Linked DNA regions of Homo sapiens: region 1 is linked to region 2. Evidence: read pairs that join two places in POLR2A ChIA-PET (ENCODE). Cell type or tissue: GM12878. All regions are shown on one strand.

Region 1 (2,500 bases), 54 kb before region 2:
GAGGGGAGCAGCAGCCTGTCCACATGGCCTAAGGTTTGAGCTGGGTGTTGCTTTCAGCATGCCATTATACTTTTGATGAGTGTTTTCTCTGCACTGAGCCATTCTCCATTTTGCAATCATTCCAGCTTCCAAACAGTTTCATAATGAGGTCCTGAAGGCCCACAATGAGTACCGGCAGAAGCACGGCGTCCCCCCACTGAAGCTCTGCAAGAACCTCAACCGGGAGGCTCAACAGTGAGTCCCCTAGCACATCCGGGTAACTTGGCCCTTCATGTGCTGCTACTGCAGTCACAAAGGGGCCCTGTGGCCAGGCACGATGGCTCACACCTGTAATTTCAGCACTTTCAGAGGCCAAGGCGGGCGGATCACCTGAGGTCAGGAGTTCAAGACTGGCCTGGCCAATATGGTGAAACCTTGTCTCCACTAAAAATACAAAAATTAGCCATGTGTGGTGGCATGGGCCTGTAGTCCCAGCTACTCGAGAGGCTGAGGCAGGAGAATTGCTTGAACCCGGGAGGTGGAGGTTGCAGTGAACCAAGATTGCGCCACTGCACTCCAGCCTGGGTGACAGAGTGAGACAACATCTCAAAAAAAAAAAAACGTTGGGGGGCCCTGCATGGTTTTGGGGACCGGGTTTTGGGATCAGATATAACCACACTTGAATAACCACTCTCTCACTCACCTGGGCAGGTCCTTTTAGTTCCCCTGAGCCTCGACTTGTTCCTCTGTGGAATGGGACTGCTGGGAGGCTCAGAAATCATGCAAGAGTGGTGCTCCTCTGTGAGCCCGGGGCAGGGAAGGAAGCTCAGCCACACTAGCTTGGGGCACATACTTTGGGGGTTCCCTGAACTGCACCTGCTCTGAGGAGGCGCTGTGAACTCTGCAGGTATTCTGAGGCCCTGGCCAGCACGAGGATCCTCAAGCACAGCCCGGAGTCCAGCCGTGGCCAGTGTGGGGAGAACCTTGCATGGGCATCCTATGATCAGACAGGTGGGTCGCATTTTCAGCTCCTCTCCTCTCTGCGGGAGCTGGAAGAAGGACAAGTCCTCCTGAAATGCCTCCTGGCCCCAGCACCCTCGTGGTGTAGCCACAGGCCCAGGAAAGGAAAGAAAAACCAGAGCTCTCTGAATCTGCTCCCAGGCTGACTTCAGTTCACCACAAGGTCTCTGATGGCTGGCTCAGTGCCAGGCCTGTGCTGGGTGCCAGGGACACAGAGATGAGTCAGACTGACCAGGCCCCCACTTTCGGAGAAGCTCCCAGGCCGAGGAGTGGGGGTTGGGGAGACAGACCGCTTTTGTACAGAATCTCAGCCTGATTCTGTGTCCACCAGAGCATCCCCAGCTACTGAGAAATGTTATTTTCTTCCCGAGAAATTTTACTTTCTTACCGTACTGGTGATACACTACCAGTAGTGCTGGTGTATTACTTTTATAATAGGAGAAAAGCAATAGAGCTTTTTCCATTTTGGAAAAAAAAATAATAATGGAAAAGACAATGTCTCCATGCAAGGTCTCGATCTGGAATGATCCCACCATGCTGCCCAGACATTCTTGAGCTTCCTGGCCCTCTGGCCCTGACAGCCCTGATGTGGCTTTTTAGGAAGAATATTGGAGAGCTGTCTGGATCTCTGAAGCTTTCTCCAAACACCAGTGGGAGAATGACTCACTCCCTCCCCAGCCTCACATTCCTGGGAGATCCCCCAAGTCCTCTTGGTTTCCCCAGCACAGCCTAAGCCAGGGCTCCTGTGCAACGTGGTCCTTGGCACCCCCACTGGGAGGCATGTGTGAACTCCTGGGGAACCCCCTACCCACCCCTCCCTCCAAGGCCTTGCCCTCACCCTGCAGGCTCCTTCCCAAGTCCAGGCTGTGGCCCTCGATGGGCCCCGGGAGAAGGGCATAGGTTCAGGAGACATGGTCCATTCCAGCCTCGCACAGCCTCCCTCGGGAGCCTTGAGCAGGTCCCTCCCTCCTCTGCCCCCAGTTTCCCATCTCTACAGAGAGGGGGTTGGGTAGGTGGTCTCTGAGACAGTGCTTCCCTACTCTGGTCGCACATTGGAATCTTTTGTGGAGCTTTAAAAAAATACCAGGCTGGGCACAGTAGCTCACGCCTGCAATCCCAGCACTTTGGGAGGCCGAGGTGGGTGGATCACCTGAGGTCAGGAGTTTGAGACCAGAATGACCAACATGGAGAAACCCCATCTGTACTAAAAATAGAAAAATTAGCCAGGCGTGGTGGCACATGCCTGTGATCCCAGCTACTCGGGAGGCTGAGGCAGGAGAATCGCTTGAACCTGGGAGGTGGAGGTTGCCGTGAGCTGAGATCGCGCCATTGCACTGCAGCTTGGGCAACAAGAGCGAAACTCCGTCTCAGAAAACAAAACAAACCAAACAAACAAACAAAAAATGCCTGAGTCTCTCCTCCAGAGACAGACACAGTTGGTCTGAGGAAGGACCCAGGCATTAGTATTTGTTAAATGCTCTCCAGGTGAGGCTGATGTGTG
Region 2 (2,500 bases):
GCCAGAAGACCAATTTAAATGTACTATTTTATGCAGTAACCACAGTCTGTTCAGGAGGTCACCATTTTTATTTAATTTCATTTTTCAGAGATAAATTTTATATTTTAGTCCTAATGTATAGTAAATGTTAACATCAAAATACATTGAAAGAAAATACTGTCCAATCAAAAAGGTAATTATTTGGAAGTAATTTCACCATGATTGAAAAGGGGGCCTTACATTTTGAATTAGGTATTGTCACATGGCACTTCCAGCCCACAGCTTCTCATTGCAGCATAGCTAAATCTTGCATTCCACATCTGTACTTCATGCCATGGATAGACACATATTAGATGTTTACTGTAGAGGCTAGGTGGTGTGGCTCAGGTCTGTAATCCCAGCACTTTAGGAGGCTGAGGTGGGAGGATCACTTGAGCTCAGGAGTTCAAGACCAGCCTGGGCACCATAGTGAGACCCTATCTCTACTAAAAAAAAAAAATTAGCTGGGGGTTGTGGTGCACGCTTGTGGTCCCAGCTGCTTAGGAGATTGAGGTGGGAGGATCACTTGAGCCTGGGAGATTGAGGCTGCAGTGAGCTGTGATAGAACTACTGCAGTACAGCCTGGGCTACAGAGCGAGACCCTATCTCAAATAAAACAAAAAAAAGTTTACTGTATATACTTTAGAGTCATCAGTGAAAAATCTGAGAAAATGATTCTTCTGAACGACAGATCACCTTCCGACAAATTAGATACCGAGATGAACGTTCCTACTAACCTGAAACTTGGGGGAGTTTCTAGCTGCTATTAGGCTTTTTCTTATAGTTACACACAGCCTTTTGCAGGTTGTTACTATAAGACCTTTCTTGCAAAGGCCCTAAAAATGCCCAAGAATACTTCATTTTTCATCCCTTCTAGTAGTTACTTGACACCGCTACTGCTATCTACTCTCCTTCTCAAAGACACTAATTACAGTTTGGGCTCTTGGTCTGCACTTTCAAAACTCTGTCCAGATCACTGGTGGTCACGTTTTGTGATTATTTCTAGGCTTGCCTCCCTTTCTGTCCCTCCCTTTGGAGGAAGCATAATGAGGTAAGCAAAGTGTAAGCTTTACAGCCAGATCTGGGTTTGAATCTTGGCTCTGTCACTTACTATAACCTTTAGGAAATTCACTCAAACTTTCTGAGCTTTAGTTTTTCTCACTGCTGAAAATGTGATCAGAGTTTACCTTCTTGGGATTGTTGTAAAGATTGAGTTAGATGTCTATAAAACACCTGCCAGACAGAAGAACTTGTTTAAAGTGAAGTATCAGGTTAACTTCAAGTGTCAGCTGCCTCAGTAGCTATGACATGTATTTCTTTTTTTTTTTTTTCTTTTTTGAGACAGAGTCTCACTTTGTTGCCTAGGCTGGAGTGCAGTGGTGCGATCTCAGCTCACTGCAACCTCTGCCTCCCAGATTCAAGCGATTCTCCTGCCTCAGCCTCCCCAGTAATCCCCAGTAGCTGGGATTATAGGCATGCACCACCACATCCAGCTAATTTTTTGTATTTTTAGTAGAGACGGGATTTTACCATGTTGGCCAGGCTGGTCTCGAACTCCTAACCTCAGATGATCCACCTGCCTCGGCCTCCCAAAGTGTTGGGATTACAGGCGTGAGCCACCACAAGCAGCCGGCATGTATTTCTTTATCTCTCACTATCTACTGATGTATGTCTCTTCAGCTTAGTGTCTTAGAGAAAACCATATTTAGTCCTCAGAAACTTCATGTTTCATGTTTGAGAATCCAATCTAGCAAACCTGCTAGGTATGCATTTTCTTGCTGTCATTTCTAGAACCTTTAGGTTAACTGTTAGCAATGATCCCATACCTCTACCCCCTGCACTTCTCTCCAGTGGAGTTTCTTTTGTAGCTCTGCCCTGGCTCTGCCACAAACACACTGCAGACCAAGTAGGAGTAGATGCTTTGTGGTCCTCTCTAGTGCTAATATTCTGTGTTCTATCATTCTCTGGTTCCTGAATCATCTCTACCTTTGGTAATTGTCCTAATAGCACCCTGCCTCACAGAAGTGCTTCTACCATATTTAGTTATGAGAGTGCCACCTTGTGTTCCACAAAACCATTGTCAAACCTGGAATATGGACTAGTTTGGGAGAAGAGGTAAAAGATTAAGATGAATACCCTACTATGAACTAATATTGGCAGCATTGGTAAAGAATCATCTATAATTGTTTCTCCCCCAATTGGTGCCCAGAAGGCTTTTTTCCTATTAATAATAGAAGTCAGTATTTCCACATACACCCTTCTCTTTTGCTCTGCCCAAAACAAGACAAAACAAAACTAATGACCCACTAAGATGTCAGTGGACTGGGATAAGACCAGGAATAGGACTGTGGGAAAGACCAGGCAGGAATAGAAGCACTGAAATCAGAGTTGGTTGTGCAAACAGAGAAAACAGAAGTTTATCTTCCCCTCTCTACTCTTCTCCCCCAACAGGCACACAGACATGGACCTGCACCCACCACAA

What was found. Peaks named below come from ENCODE experiments on the same cell type or tissue, not always from the same donor. Only the 100,000 strongest peaks of a DNase experiment are listed, where the experiment ranks them.
Region 1: POLR2A ChIA-PET joins it to region 2 with 8 read pairs; 16 of 35 experiments call an interaction of 5 or more read pairs at or near these places.

Annotation. Positions count from the first base shown.
Region 1 is chr9:36,147,661-36,150,160 of GRCh38, forward strand. It overlaps GLIPR2 (GLI pathogenesis related 2), which reads left to right. Exons shown (of 5, transcript NM_022343.4): 2 at 126-234; 3 at 887-990. Among named protein-coding and RNA genes, the nearest start is that of GLIPR2, 12 kb to the left of the region's middle. RefSeq lists enhancers at 846-895, 1,236-1,315. In GM12878, no CTCF peak of the experiment used is centred here; a DNase peak (open chromatin) is centred at 1,181; H3K27ac peaks cover 205 bases.
Region 2 is chr9:36,201,484-36,203,983 of GRCh38, forward strand. The region is part of intron 3 of CLTA (clathrin light chain A); the gene reads left to right. Among named protein-coding and RNA genes, the nearest start is that of CLTA, 12 kb to the left of the region's middle. In GM12878, no CTCF peak of the experiment used is centred here; no DNase peak of the experiment used is centred here.